Regions from separate parts of the Homo sapiens genome. Here region 1 is linked to region 2. Evidence: read pairs that join two places in POLR2A ChIA-PET (ENCODE). Cell type or tissue: Panc1. All regions are shown on one strand.

The links. ChIA-PET counts read pairs that join two places held together with the same protein. Peaks named below come from ENCODE experiments on the same cell type or tissue, not always from the same donor. Only the 100,000 strongest peaks of a DNase experiment are listed, where the experiment ranks them.
Region 1: POLR2A ChIA-PET joins it to region 2 with 11 read pairs; 2 of 35 experiments call an interaction of 5 or more read pairs at or near these places.

Annotation. Positions count from the first base shown.
Region 1 is chr9:93,054,833-93,062,832 of GRCh38, forward strand. It overlaps SUSD3 (sushi domain containing 3), which reads left to right and starts at 3,869. Exons shown (of 5, transcript NM_145006.4): 1 at 3,869-3,998. The coding sequence starts at 3,911. RefSeq lists silencers at 3,584-4,033, 4,044-4,453 and enhancers at 3,964-4,944, 4,945-5,925, 5,994-6,043, 7,434-8,000. In Panc1, no CTCF peak of the experiment used is centred here; no DNase peak of the experiment used is centred here; H3K4me3 peaks cover 1,504 bases; H3K27ac peaks cover 531 bases.
Region 2 is chr9:94,168,525-94,176,524 of GRCh38, forward strand. MIRLET7A1HG (miRlet-7a-1/let-7f-1/let-7d cluster host gene) reads left to right here. Exons shown (of 5, transcript NR_170278.1): 2 at 7,341-7,441. MIRLET7A1 (microRNA let-7a-1) reads left to right here and starts at 7,433; the gene lies at 7,433-7,512. MIRLET7F1 (microRNA let-7f-1) reads left to right here and starts at 7,823; the gene lies at 7,823-7,909. RefSeq lists a silencer at 2,642-2,691. In Panc1, no CTCF peak of the experiment used is centred here; no DNase peak of the experiment used is centred here; H3K4me3 peaks cover 1,382 bases; H3K27ac peaks cover 542 bases.

The sequences.
Region 1 (8,000 bases), 1.1 Mb before region 2:
TAATTTTAGAAAAACTCACCAAGCCAAGAACTCTGCCACCACCAGACTTCTGCATGGGTCCCCTCCCAGGCCACCATGGCCCATGGGTGCTGAGTCAGGCAAATCAAGGGTTGAGGAAGGCTTCCTGGGGGTGGCAACACCTCAGCTAAGGTCTGAGGAAAGAGGAAACTCCCAAGCCAGACCCTCACCTTCCTCTGGAAACCTCTGGCAGCGCACAAGACCCCCATGTTACAGAGTGGAACACTGAGCCCCAGGGCTGGCAGGCCTCCCCTGCCTCCCAGGTTCCATCCAACAAGTGTCCACTGACAGTGCACTGTGTGCTCCCAGTTGCAAATGGAGCTGGGAAGAGGCTGTGGCTTTGGTCAGTTCCTCAGGCTGTGCCTGACTCTGCTTCCTTCTCCCGGCCTGCCTCACCAGCAGCCAGCAGCCCATCCGTTCCTCCTAGCCTCCTCCCCTGCCTCCTCCAGCAGGGAAGCCCATATGTTTTGCGTTTTTTTTTTTTTTTTTTTTTTTTTTGAGACACAGTTTCCCTTTGTCACCCAGGCTGGAGTGCAGTGGTGCAATCTCAGATCACTGCAACCTCCGCCTCCTAGGTTCAAGCAATTCTCGTGCCTCGGCCTCCCAAGTAGCTGGGATTACAGGTGTGTCTGACCTCAAGTGATCCTCTCGGCCATATCCGGCCACATGTCCATAGCTCCACACCTGGCCACATGTCCTCTTCATTTCAGAGACGTGACACAGGCTGAGCAGGCCTTAAGGACAGGCAGCACGAAATGGCTCTGACAGGGAGTGCCATCAGGGAGGGCTCCATGGAGAAGGAGGGTGAGGAAGGCAAGGAGACACACCCAAGCAGGCAGAGCCTAAGCACTGCTCCCAGTTTGTGCCTAGACTTGGAGAGTCTGGGAAACCAGGCAACTAGGACAGCTGAGCGGGTGGGCCAAGCTCAAAAGCTGACGGGCCTTCACAGTCCAGCTTAGAGGCCACCACTCCATCCTGAGCACATCACAGTCTCTCACTTGCCTTGAGAGGGTGGCAGGACAATGTCCACCCCTCAGATGAGAACACGAAGACTCAGTGCAAGGGTGCCCACCCCTGCCCCAGGGATCAGGGAAGCCTGTCAGAGAGCCATGGTTCTCACCATGGAAGGGGGCACCCCAGGCGGTTGTCCCTAGTGGGCCAGTGCCGTTCTTTTCACATGCCTCAGTTTCGCCCACGTGCATGGCTAGAATAGCTGGGCTTTCTAGGAGCAAACCATTCCAAGGGCCTGGGAAAAGGTGGACAAGATGGCCCTGATCAGTGTTCAAATAGGTGACAGGCCCACCTCCAGAACCAGCCTCAGATCCCTCCCATAGCTCCTGAAGATGGCCTTTTGGCAGCAAATGGGTGTTCTGAGCCACAGCAAGGCATACAGTTCCCTGTGGAAACGACATGACAGAGGTCCTTAGGCCACCTCCAGGTCCCCTAACAGTACAAATGGAGGCCCAGCGCCACAAGCCTGAATGTCCACAACCCAACCAAGCGACAGACTGCTCAGAAAAACATGCTCTTTCCTCCTTGATCCCACCTGTCAGGGGCTGAACTGTGTCCCCCAAAATCTATATGTTTAAGTCCTAACCCTCAGTACCTCCAAATATGACCTTATTTGGAGACAAGGTCTTTACAGACTCTTCTTTTTTTTTTTTTTTTTCTTGAGATGGTGTCTTGCTCTGTTGCCCAGGCTGGAGTGCAGTGGCACAATCTCAGCTCACCACAACCTCCGCCTCCCGGGTTCAAGTGATTCTCCTGCCTCAGCTTCCCAAGTAACTGGGACTACAGGCACGCGCCACCATGCCCAGCTAATTTTTGTATTTTTAGTAGAGACAGGGTTTCACCATGTTGGCCAGGCTGGTCGCAAACTCCTGACCTTATGATCCACCTGCCTCTGCCTCCCAATGTGCTGGGATTACAGGCGTGAGCCACTGAGCCTGGCCGGTCTTTACAGACTCTTTATAGGGTCTTAAGTTAAGATGAGGACATTACGGTGGGCTCTAATCTAATATGACTGGTGTCCTTAGAAGAGAGATTTGAACACAGAGAGACACAGGGAGAGCACCATGTGTAGACAGGAGTTAAGTTGCCACCGGCCAAGGAACTGCCAGAAGCTGGATGATACAAGGAAGGCTGTTCTCCTGGAGTTTTTGGAGGGACTGCAGGCCTGCCGACACCCTGATCTCAGACTTCTGGCCTCCTGAACCATAAGACAATAAATTTCTGTTGTTCTCAGGCACCCAGTCTGGGGTACTATGTTACACAGCTCTAGGAAACACACTTCCTAAATGGCCAGGTGTTTAGCATTTGAAGGCTCCTGAAGGCCTGGGTCACAGCGTGGTGGCTTAGGGAGCTGCAGGCAGCCTGGTGTTTTCCATCCCCACCTAGCTCCACCCAGCTATTGGAGGGCTGCCCCAGACCTCCCTCCCAGCCCTGTCCATGCACCTACAGGCAGTGGCCTTCTGCCTGGTGGTGCATGGTGGGCAAAACCAGGGAAGGGACCACACAGGCCTGAGAGGTGGGCTAGGGGCCACTTGGCAAGACATTCTGGGGTCCCAGAGTGTGGTCTGGAGTGGGCACTGCTGATGGCCCTGCCCTTCCCGACATGGCAGAAAGAATACACATGCTTGATTTTGAATAAAGGAGATTGAAGTAAGCCATCGTGTGTGACCCACAAGTCCAAGTGGGAAGAACATATCAGGGGTGACGCCAACCCTGATGGCGAAAGGGGGAGGGCCCCTCACGTTTCACACTGAACCTCAGCTTTGGAGGGCTCGGAAAGCAGAGACGGGGAGGGGCTGCCCTGCTGGAACCCTGCTTCATGGTCCACCTGAACATCCACACTCTTCACGGTCACCTGCCAGGCACTCTAGAGCCAGCCTGGCCCACCTGGGCCACCTTCTGCGCTCCTGGAGGCATGCCTAAGCCAGCCGCACTGGGCTTCTGCTGCCACACATTGCCAAACCAGGGCCTTTGCACCTGCTGTTCCCTCTGCCAGGATTGCCTTTGCCAGCTCCACAGGAATAGGCATGGCTCAGGTGGTCTCCCACAAGCAGCCCAAGATCCAGGATGTCTGAGGCCTGACACCACACCCAACCCTTTGGTGGCTGCCTGGGCAGGGGGCTAAGCCTGGGTTGGGTGGGGTCAGAGGGAGAGAAAGAGCCCGGATCACAGCTCTGGGCCTGCTGCAAGTGGAGCTGGGTGGGAAGGGGAAGCCAGGAGAAGGGAGGCCTCCAGGTGTGGTGGGCCCTGCAGACAGACCCCAGGGCTTTCCATCCTGTTTCCCCCAGCCGGGGGCCCCTCAGTGAGAACCGAAGACAACAAGGGCACCCAGACCTCAGTGTGCCTCAGACGGCCTGGCCCAGTGAGAGACAGGGAAAGAAGGCTGGGTCCACACAGGACTCTGGGGGTGAGTGGGTTACGGGAGGGGCGGGCCGGGGAGGCGTTTTGCTGTTTGCCCTTTGGTACCGGCCGAATCCGGCACCCTGAGAAGGCAAAATCCTGCTCAAAAAATAAAAACACAGAAGCACATGGAAAAACCACACTAGGAGTGAAGGTGAGAACAGGAAGGGATGGGGGAAGGGTGTTGGGCAGAGGTAGCCACGCGTGCAACGCCCCGGAGTAGCAACACTTTCCGCTCAGCCGGCTGCCTTGGCCCGCTGGGTATTTGGTCTCCCCAAGGGCCCCCGCCCACAGCCCCCGGCCGGACCTCGGCCCCAGTCCAACGTGTGGGCGTGGTCTGTAAGTTGCATGGAACCGCCCCTGGGCGGGCGTGGAGGGCGGGGCCTCCCCGCCCCTCACCCAGGCCCAGGCCCAGGCCCCGCCCCCACAAGCCGGGCTCACTCCCCTGGCAGACCCCGCCAAGCGCCTCGGAGCGCGCAGGATGCGCTGGGCGGCCGCCACCCTCCGTGGCAAGGCGAGGCCCCGGGGGCGGGCCGGGGTCACCACGCCTGCCCCAGGGAACCGCACAGGTGAGGGCTGGGGCCGAGTGGCCGCGTGCGGGGCTCTGCGCCCATTTCACAGACGGGAAAGCCGAGGGGAGGGGGTCGCGGGGCCGCACAGCCGTGGGTGGGGGCCACAGCAACGATCTGCCCCGAGGACGAACCTCCTCGACCCTCCGCCGGCCCAGCAGGCGCCCTAGCGGAGCCGAAGCCTGGCAGCGAGCAGTTCGAAACCAGGCGGCTGCACGCAGCAGCCCGCGCGCCCGTTCCCGAGTGGCCGCAGCGCCTTGGTCCCGGGCGTCTGCGGACAGCGCGGCCGGCCAAGCCTCTCCACGCCGCAGGCTCCGGGCCCCTCCGCGCCCCTCCCGGGGAAGTCGAAACCGGCCTCACCTGGCGGGCGGGTGGCGCGGGGGCGGGAGGGGGGAGCCGGGAGCCCTCTCTGCGCCTGAGGGAGGTGTCATCTTCACGATTCCTTGGTGACCAGCGCAGCTCCACTTTACAGATGGAGAAACTGAGCCTGCGAGAGGGGAGTGGCTGTCCGAGGTCACCCTGTAGCCAGGCTTGGGATCGCCTCGGCTGTCTCGGAGGAGGCTCAGAGGCCTTTGGAAGGAAGAGAAGCTGCTTTTTATTTTACTTTTAAGTGTTTGAATTCAAGAATGTGCTTAAAGAGTTGTCTGCTCCCGTGCCCAAGGCTCCGGGGTTCGAATGCTGGCCTTGCTCCTTGAATGATTCTAAAGTCTAACCCTTTTAGAAACGGAACCAAACCGGAACTCTGGGTCTCAGATATCCCAAAAGCTTACTTCCGCGGCCACTGCCCACGAACGTTAGGCCTGAGGGTTCTGGGCGTCTCAGGCGTTGCGGGGCTAAGGCTCTGCGCAGGAGGAAGCTGAGGCCCGGAGTGGGGTGGGCTGGACCAGGTCACACTGTCAGCCTGCAGCCCCAGGGAACTGGCAGGAAGGTGGCAGGAGAATGGCTTCCTCTCACAGTTGGGGAAACTGCGGCTCAGGGAGCTAATTCACCGAGCAGAGGTCCGCAGCTCAGCAAAGTGGGCGCTGAGACTTGTTCCTGGCGCTGGTGGATTTGGTTTATTTAGTTTGACTCTGGCAGCCTAATGTCCAGAGTCCCTAATTTGGTGTTGGGGTGATGAGCACTTTTGCTCCTGTGTTTGAGCAAGGCCTGCCCAGGGCCTGGTACTACCTGAGGAGCCCCTTCTACTGGCACAACAGCCTGGGGGCGTGGGTGCCAGTGCCCTTTGGATAGCCTTGACTTGCCCAAGGTCAGCCCAAGGCCAGGGAGTATCTGGAGGCTCTGGCATATTTGCATACAAAAGGCTGTTTGCCTTGGAATTTGTGCTGGGAATGGAGCTTAGTCTGGCACCCTGTGCTCTTGTTCATCCTGCCTGGCCCTGGCTCTGCCTCTGACCACCATGACCACTTCCCAGGCACTGGCCCCCTTGTTGGAGTTTTGGGTTAGGATCCCCCCTGTGACCTGGGGTGAGTCGCTGTACCTCTGTGCCTCAGTTTCCCCATGTGCCCCAGTTTCCCCACTGTATACCTGCCCCCAAGCTTGTGGACAGGCCCAGTGGAGCCCAGGGAGGGTACTTGTTCTGGTGCAGGGATGATGCCATCATCTGGACTCCATCACTCCCCTGCCATGTGACCTCAGTTTCTTGCTCTGTGAAATGTGCTGTGAAGTTAGAGGCTGGGGGGTTGGGAGCCTTTGGAGAGGATTTGACACTAAAACACCACTGACCAGGAGTGGTGGCTCATGCCTCTAATCCCACACTTTGGGAGGCTGAGGTGGGCGGATTGCTTGAGTCCAGGAGCTCGAAACCAACCTGGGTAACATAGCAAGACCCCGTATCTACAAAAAATGCAAAAAAAAAATTAGCTGAGCATGGTGGCATGCGCCTGTAGTCCCAGCTATTCGGGAGGCTGAAAGGTGGAAGGATTGCTTTCGTCCAGAGTTCGAGGCTACAGTGAGCTGTGATCACCTCACTGCACTCCACCCTGGGCAACAGAGCGAGATTCTGTCTCAAAACAAAACAAAAACCAAAAACATAGCACGGGGATGTGTGTTTTTCCCACCATCTTTAAAATGGGGCCATTACCACTGGTTTTCCTAGAGTAGATATGAAGAGCACAGTAGTGTGGACAGACTGATCTTCCTGAGAGGCAGGAAGTGGTCTTCCCTCATCTCCCATGAGCGCCCTGGGAGAAGGGCAGGGCGCGGGGGAGACTAGCTCAGAGTAGGAGTTTATCATGTTTGTTGTATGACTGGCCCCTGGCCCTGCTCCCAGGTCAGCCCCAGCACTCCCTGATCTGGGAGATTGTCCAGGAAAGCAGGGTTCCAGTGGCTGTAGGTAACCCCCCTGGCATCCGTGGAAGGGCCTTGGAGGAAGGGCCTGGAGAGGGGGTAGCAGGAGGCATGCTCTGCTGGTGCCTTCTTGGCTTCACCCCTGAACTCCTGCCCCAGAACTGGACTGTGTCCATTTTACAGAGGAGAAACTGAGACCCCGTGAATGCATGTGTAAATCAAAGCAAGGCAGACACACCCTGTGATGCCTGGCTATGGCCTCCTGCCACCCATTGGCATCGAAAGAGCTGCTGGTAGAAGGCATAGGTTCCCGGACCCTCGGTTTTCCACCAGGGATGTGGGAGTACATGTTCCTCATTTGGAATTAGCCCAGCTCTTTTATGGAGGATTGTGTGCTTTCCACATCCTGAGGCCACCCTGCTGCTCAGCCTGGAGATGGAAGGCAGAAGTGGCTCTGAAGCCTGTGCTCACCCTCCATGTGGAGATGGGCTCAGAGAGGGCAAGTGACTTACCTGAAGACACACAGCCAGGGCTGTGGGACACCCACATGTAGTGTTGGGGCCAGGCCTGTCCCCACTGCCAGGGTCTTGGGGGTCCTGTTCTCAAAGCACCTCTGTGTGCAAAAGTCACCCCCTTTAAACTCTGAGAAATTCCTCCTGAAGGTTCCTGTTTCACATTTGGGGGAACTGAGACCCAGATTGAGGTCACACAGGGACTCACTGGCAGGTGGGGATCGAGTCTAGGTGAGACTGGGTTCAGCAGCCTGCCTCTGTCACTCTCTCCCACAGCCTCAGCCAGCATAAAAGGGAACATAGTTACTTAATCCCACAGCAGGCGAGGTCAGGTTATAGGGGCTGTGTGGCGAATCCCAGGAGGGAGGATGGAGGGGCCGACCTGAGGTCCAAGGTTCCAGATAAAAGATTAACAAGTACGGATTGTTCTCAGACGCCCGGCTGGCCTCACAGGCTGGGAGGATGAGAATCCACCCGGTCAGGCTTGGCCCCCTCCGTACATAAGGCCAGGGAGGGAGGAAGCGCAGCTGCAGCAGGTGGCCAGGCAGAGGCGCAGGCGCGGCATGTGGGCTGAGGGCCGCTCAGGCATCACACAGGTGTGGCCCTGAGGTACCCATTGGTCCTCTCCACCTGCCCCTGAGCCGTGGGAGGGCCAGGCAGGGCCTCGTGTGTTTTTATTTTGTATCTTGTTTGCATCAAATCCGTTTTCTGTTGTTTTTCCCTCTTCTTTAAGATTTACATGCAAAGGGATCTAAAGGGTGCCAGGTAAGAAATGCCCCAGCACTAGGCTGGCAGACCAAGGGCAGCCACAACCATGGGCTGGGGAACAGCAGGTGGGTAGGATGGGGCTGGAGGGCAGGACGGATCCAGAGAGGCAAGGCCTCTGCCTCCAGCTTTAGGGAACAGACATCCTCAAAGACAGCTGGGGTGTGGGGTCCTCTGCAGGGGTGAGGCACAGGAGGGCCATCTGCAGGCAGCTGGGAGTTCATGAGTATTTGAAGCAGGGGAGGGGACAGGGGACAGATGGGATCTGCCTCTCATGCATCAGGCATGGGGAGGGGCTCAGGAGGTCAGTGAGGGGTGGCCCTGGGTCCCCTGGGAGTCCGGGAGTCTCTGTGTGAGCAGGACTTGGCTGTGCGGTGGTTAGAGACAAGGGTGATCCACCAGCTCCATCCTCATGCCTTGGTGATTTCTTGGAATGTCC
Region 2 (8,000 bases):
ATGGGCTGTTTATATTTGGTGGAACATGAGCCACCTACTTTAGTTTCACAAGTTGGGAAGTAAATTTGCCATCCAGGACCAGTATGCGTTTTAATCATAGTATTTTTAATAGCCTGTGAAGCTTTTCTTTAGACCATAAGAGGTCTTTTCCATCCCATAATATTTATTGCCAATTATTTATCCATGTCTAGATGAGACTAGAAGAATCCGAATCCCCAGTAATGAGTTGTCAGCATTGCTTAATGTGACCTCAGGACTGATCATCATATGCTTTTTGCCTGTGTAGGTGTTCTAAGCGTTGTATAATCACTTAAGAATGGACTTCATTAAATAGACAAAATATGAGAGCCATTACACTATTTTTGGTATTAAGTCTTTGAAATCCAGACTGTTTTACACTTGCAACACATACACTTGGGGCTAATCACATTTCAGGTGCTCAGTAGCAACATGTGACTAACAGCTACCAAATGAACAGTGCAGTTCTAGTGCACTGTTTTTAAAAAAATTAGATTTTTTTTTAAAATTAGATTTCTCTAGCTGAATAGTTGTAGTTTCAGATAAACAGCCAAAAATGTTCTGTCTCTCCACAGCTTCATCTCAATTGTGAAGAAATTGCATTAGGTGATTTTTTTTTTTTTTTTTTTTTAAATAATAGAAACAACGTCTCACTATGTTGCCCAGGCTGGTCTCCAACTCCTGAGCTCAAGTGATCCTTCTTCCTCAGCCTCCCAAAGTGCTAAGATTACAGGTGTGAGCCACCGGGTTCCTGGCCGAATCAGGTGATTTCTTAGGCCCTTTCTAAATACAAGGTTTAAGTGTTTTGAGGCAGCCGACAGCTATACCTTTAAGTCTCTTGCTTCTCTAAGAATAAGACATTTTGGATCATTTGTTCTACCATAACGTAATGAATACAAGTTGGGAGCATTTTGCTCTTCTGTTAAGCACAGTTGGCCTTCCTGTCCAAGGATTTTTGCATCCTTGAATTCAACTAACCTCAAATGGAAAATATTTGGGGGAAAAAAAGTATGTACAACAAAAATAATATGATCAAAAATAATACAGTATAACGACTATTTACATAACTTTTACATTGTATTAGGTATTGTAAGTAATCTATGTAGGAGGATGTGTGTAGGTTACATGCAAATATGACACCACATTTTATAAGGGACTTGAGCATCTGAGGATTTTCCTCTGGGAGAAGGAGGTATCCTGGAGGCAATCCCCTGAGGATACTTTTCTACTTTGTGTGAATTTTTCATTAACAGGAAGTTACAGTACTTTTCTGGTCACCTGAGAAACCCACCCCATATTTTTATTAGCCAAATATATAATTCTCGAATGCTTAGAATTCATTTCTTAATGATTTCACTGTTGTGCAGTATAGACTGTGAATTGCCTACTAAGGATACAGTTAATTATAGTAAACTGTGGAATCTAGATTAAATAATTACACCCTACTTTTTTTCTTGGCTTGTGGATGTGTAGACTACATAGTGGTTTTTTCAACCCAGGAACATAACAGTATAATGGAGGATAGGAAGGCAGAAGATGTTTAAAGGGTTGAGAAATAATGGTATATGTATAATGGTCAGTAAGCAGAACAAGCCAGCCAAGTTGGATATTCTTCAAGACTATCTTAAGTGTCTGCTATGTGTCTAAGTGAAAGGAAATAAGCAATAGTCCTTTTGGGAAACCTGACCTAGTACTTAGCTATTTCAGACTTAATGTGATGTTTGATAGAGTAGGAAATAAGATCTTAAATTAGAATTAGGTTAAATTGCTTTAGAGAAACTTATTTATAAATGTAAAGAATTTATTATCTCATGTGTTGCACATGCTCTATCGAAGGGAGCAAAATACTATTGGAGAGTTTGCTTATTAATGTAATACTCAGCCTGCATCATTGTCGGATAATTTTGTTGATAATTCAACTATTTGAGATTGAAAGAAATCTGTTAAAGTAGCCAGTGTTGTAATTTTGATCTGTGTTTGATTACAGCGTATGAAACAAAAATGAGACTGGAGGAAATAGTTTACTTGTGAACTTTTTGAGCTACTTTGTTTTAGGAGTATTTAAATTAATGTAAAAGTGTAGGGAAATGTCTTAGCTCAGAAAATTTAAACTTACTAGATATTAAGTGCTTAAAAGGTAGAGTATGCTTGCATTTCAACTAAAGTTTAGAGTGTTTTAGGAAATTAGAGGCTATTTTAAAAAATATTTTGAAGTTAGGAGTGTGTTCCTAAGTGTTTTCACCATAAGAAAATAAGTCTGTGGGGATAGTACATATGTTAATTAACTTGATTTAGCTATAATATAAACCTATTTTATGTACACCATAAAAATAACAATTTTTATGTCAATTTGAAACAAATTCATTACAAAAATGAAATTAGGAATGTGAATGTTAATAAGTTATGAAAACTTACTTGATGTAAATGTAGATATAGACAAGTCTATAACTAATAGATTTGCCTGCTTTGTAGCATGCTTTAAATTGATAATATTTTTAACTATCACAAGTATATCTGGAAAGGTAAAATTCCTGTTAGGATAGTTTGTCAAATTAATTTATTAAGTACAGTTGCCATTTGTTGAGTTAATTTCTCAGTCATTCAATATCTTTGCATGTATCCCAGTCCTGACAGCAACCCCATGAGGTGTGGCTGTTACAGTTCCCCCAAATGGCGATGAGAGAACACAGCCACTAAGTAGCTGCTTGGCTGCTTGACCCTGAAACCATTGCCCTTAACCATTTTCCTGTACTGGTATGCTGAGCTGAATGAAATGAAGATACATTTTGTGTAAGTTGAATTTTGACTTTTAGTTGCCATAAATTAATTAAATAATTTATTATTGTATATATTTTTTTGAGACAGTTTTGCTCTTCTTGCCCAGGCTGGAGTGTAATGGTGCGATCTTGGTCTACTGCAACCTCTGCCTCCTGGGTTCAAGCGATTCTCCTACCTCAGCCTCCTGAGTAGCTGGGATTACAGGTGCCTACCACCATGCCTGGCAAATTTTTGTATTTTTAGTAGAGATGGGTTTTCACCATGTTGGCCAGGCTGGTCCCAAACTCCTGACCTCAGGTGATCCACTCGCCTGGGCCTCTCAAAGTGCTGGGATTATAGGTGTGAGCCACTGTGCCTGGCCAGTTGCCGTAATATATATATATTTTTTTTGAGACCGCATCTTGCTCTGTTGCCCAGGCTGGAGTGCGGTGGCATGATCTCGGCTCCATGCAACCTCCACCTTCCAGGTTCAAGCGATTCTTCTGCCTCAGCCTCCCGAGTAGCTAGGACTACAGGCGCATGCCACCATGCCTGGCTGATTTTTTTATTTTTAGTAGAGAGGGGGTTTCACCATATTGGCCAGGCTGGTTTCGAACTCCTGACCTCATGATTTGCCCTCCTGGGCCTCCCAAAGTGCTGGGATTACAGGCATGAGCCACTGTGCCTGGCCATTTGCCATAACTTTTAATGAGAGGGTAGTTCCAGCTACAGATTGAGGTAGTATGTGAATAAGGATAGAAAGTGGATATAAAAGTATTTTTGTTACTTTTTAAGAAAGAATTATCAGAAGGCTCAAATTCTGATAATTTTAGCTAATAGTATTCTACCTAAGAAGTAAACAAAGGCCCAGAAATTAGATGATATGTCCAAGGACATAGTAAATGGGGAGCCAGCATTAACTGTAGACAGAAAAACTTCAAGTCCTAAATGTATACTAGCTATCAACCCACTCTTTCCCAGTACGCAAGCATTACATAGTTGTGATTAGTTAGTTAGGGCTTTTAATTAACTTCCAAATGAATATTTCCATGGGTTCTTGTAATCCATAAATTCATGGATTATGTTCAGTGTTTATGAGAGCTGGCCCTAACTGAACATTGCTCGGCTGTTTGGTTTTAGTTTCCACCATTTGCTGTAATCAGTGTTTTCTAAACTGCAGGCTGGGAACCATTAGATTATAAAATCAGTTCATGTATATAATAAAATAACATATTAGAGTAAGTATTGATTTGTGAACAATATTATTTATTGGATTACTTATATACATATACTTTTCAAAAAATTGAGGGTCATGTTAATAGCACTTGGTATGTAAATTACCAGAATGCTTTCTAGCAATATGGTATTTATTTACATAGCTGGATTGAGAAAGAATAATACAAAGTAAGCATGTGACACCAAGGTTGGAAAAAAAATGTGTTTTTGAATGTTTGATGAGGATTCAAACATGTTTTAAATGAGAAAATCGGTAGGAGGTTGAGGATTGTAGTAGAAGTACCAGATGCTTTTTCTTTTAGCTGTTTTTTTTCGTTGCTGTTGTTTGGTTGGTTTTGGTTTTGGTTTTTTTTTTTTTTTTTTTGGCTGTTATTGTTTTAAAAGTAAGGACTAGGCCGGGTGCAGTGGCTCACGCCTGTAATCCCAGCACTTTGAGAGGCGAAGGCAGGCAGGCAGGCAGATCACCTGAGGTCAGGAGTTCGAGACCAGCCTGGCCAACATGGTGAAACCCCGTCTTTACTAAAAATACAAAAATGAGCTGGGCGTGATGGTGGATGCCTATAATCCCAGCTACTTGGGGGGCTGAGGCAGGAAAATCGCTTGAACCCAGGAGGCGGAGGTTTCAGGAGCCAAGATCACACGGTTGCACTCCAGCCTGGGTGACAGAGCAAGACCTCGTCTCTAAAAAAATAAAAGTAAGGACAGTGCTGATTCATGGGAAATATTTTGGCTTATAAAGGGCCTGACGTTAGGGACAAGTGTGTCTGTGAGTTCCTAGTTTGCATAACCTGGCCTTGTAGAATTGAAATGGTCTCAAATGTAGTATAGTTTAGTGATGCAGTACTGTCTCTAATTTGGGGCAAGTTATTAAGCTTCTTACCACCAGTTTTCATCTAGAGATGATGAAGTAGTTGGACCTTACATATTTTGGATATATGGTATTAATAAATCTTTCCCTTTTTGTTACAGACGTGTTGATACTGCAGCTAGGAAAGCTGAGGGACTTCGGCTAAATTTCTTTTGCAAGATTTCAATGGCAGAGAATTAGTAGGGCCAGGATTTGAACCCTGGTTTTTATTGACTCCAAATGAGTAATGCTGTGAACATTCAAATACACGTTTTTTCAATTCTCTTGCCCTTTTTTTTTGCGGGGAGGGGCAGGGTCTCACTCTCTTGCTCTGACTGGAGTGCAGTGGTGTGGTCATAGCTTACTGCAACCTTTAACTCCTAGGCTCAAGCAATCTTCCTGCCTCAACCTCCTGAGTAACTCAGCTGGGACCATAAGCCTGCACCACCACACCCAGCCATGTTCAGTTCTCTAGAGTATATACCTAGAAATGGAATTGCTGGGTCATATGGTGAACTGTTTTTTACTCATCACTAACCAGTTCTGACACCAACAATCAATTCTTCAACTCGACACCAACAGAGTGTCCTACAATTAAATTTAATTCTGAAACTACCTGAAGTTAGTACAAACTTCACAGGTTGAGGGCTCAAACACGTAAGACTGCCCCCGCTTCAGATGCAGGTTTCTACCTGAATTTTTAACCAACCAGCTATAAATTAGGGGGTTTCACAACCTCTTCCACTGGGTCTATAATTTGCTAGGATGGCTTACAGAACACAGGAAGACACTCATTATCACTGGTTTATTATAAAGGATTTAAATGAATAGCCAGATGAAGAGGTCCTTAAGCTGAAGTCCAGGAGGGTTCCTAGCACAGGAGCTTCTGTATCTATGGAGTTAGGGTTACACCAGCCTCCTGGCATGAAGATGTGTTTTTCAACTCAGAGCTGTCCAAACCCTGACACTTAAGGGGTTTTTATGGAGGTTTCATACTTAGGCATGATTGATTACATTATTGGCCTTTGATGATTGGCTTACTCTCTGTCCTCTCTGCTTTACCTGGAGGTTGAGGGGGTGAGGCTGAAAGTTCCACCCCTCTAATCACACCTTGGTCTTTCTGGTGACTATCCCCCTCCTGAAACTACAGGAGCCACCAATCGACTCAGTAGCATTAAACAGACATTCATCACTTAGGAAATTCTGAGGGTTTTAGGAGCTGTATGCCAGCCAGGATCTTCAAATGGAGACAAAGACGAAATACGTGTTTCTGATTCCACTTAACAACTGTTTGACTTGTCTACAAGTTTTGTTCTCCAAAGCAGCTGCACCATTTCACATTCCCACCAGCAATCTAAGGGTTCCAATTTTCTCCGCATCCTTGTCAACACTTTTATTAATCTTATTAGCCATCCTAATGAATAATGTATCTTTTCATGTGCCTGTTGGCCATTTGTGCTTATGAGTCATATCTTTGGTGAAATATCTATTAAAATATTTTACCATTAAATTAGGTTGTTTTAAGTTACTTTAATGTGTGTTTTGCACACCAGTTTACAAAGAATGCAGATCCATTTTTTTTGCATGTGGCTATACAGCCGTCAGCATTATTTGTTGAAAAAACGATTCCCAGTTGAATTGTCTTGTCATGGTTGAAAATCAGTTGACCCATGTATGGGTTTATTTCTAGACTTTAAATTCTATTATATTGAGCCGTATGTTTTTTATTACGTTTTGTAATTTTAAAAATTAGTGCTTTTGGTTACTAAATCACTACAAAATAAATTTAGTCCCTATCTTAAAAGATAATCTTCGTAGTAGCTACCTCCTAAATATGAAGTCTGTAAATTAAAGGGTAATAATACAGTTTAGATTACTTGGGTTTATTAAAGATTTTGGACTCTGCCTTCAATCCACATATTACCTTTCTATCTAAAGGAAAGGATCCTGACCCTGAATCAGATCCAGGTGATTATCTTTGATTTAGTCCTAATAAGACCACTTAGTGTTTGCTCGCATGGGATAAATGAGTAGGTTCCTTTAAAAATTAGTTTCTATTTGTGTGTGTTTTTTATATTATCTCGTTGTATGTTAGTGCATTTGGATTATGCATGATGTACAGGACTTTTGGGTTTTGAAGTCATTGGATTTTTAATTAGAGGCTGTCATGTTTTTCTGTAATGATTTTTTGTTGTTTCTTGAAGGATAAGTTATTTCATGCATTTTCATTTGTAGGAACTGTAAGAAAACCAGCAGTTAATAATAGTAAAAGGTGGTGGTAAGAGGGTGATTTCTGAATCTTGTAAATACATGGTTTTAGGAGCGGATTCAGATAACCAAGCATTTAAAATACTATTAATGAAATACAGGAAATGAAACCACAGCATAGATTATGCATGTAGCCAAAATGTTCAGTTAAACTTCATTTTCAACGTAAGTGAATGAAAATGGTCTAATACTATTTTTCTTATCACTCACACAGGAAACCAGGATTACCGAGGAGGAAAAAAAGCCTTCCTGTGGTGCTCAACTGTGATTCCTTTTCACCATTCACCCTGGATGTTCTCTTCACTGTGGGATGAGGTAGTAGGTTGTATAGTTTTAGGGTCACACCCACCACTGGGAGATAACTATACAATCTACTGTCTTTCCTAACGTGATAGAAAAGTCTGCATCCAGGCGGTCTGATAGAAAGTCAGTTAACTAATTGTACAATATTTAAGATTAACTTGTCTTAAAGAGATGTAGTGCAGCATTTGTTTATGGCCTGGAAATAAATTAATTTAGAGATAAAGTCTGTAGCAAGTACACTGGATGGGGGTGGGGAAACCTTTTGCTTCTTGTCTTATTTCTCTGTGTCAGAATAAATGTATTTTTTTATTTTGATTTATGCTGATAATTTTATGTTGAAATTTTCTTTCGAAAGAGATTGTACTTTCCATTCCAGAAGAAAACATTGCTCTATCAGAGTGAGGTAGTAGATTGTATAGTTGTGGGGTAGTGATTTTACCCTGTTCAGGAGATAACTATACAATCTATTGCCTTCCCTGAGGAGTAGACTTGCTGCATTATTTTCTTTTTATTTAGATGATATTAAAACTCAGAAGAATTAATTTTGACATTTTGTATTTACAGTTTATCA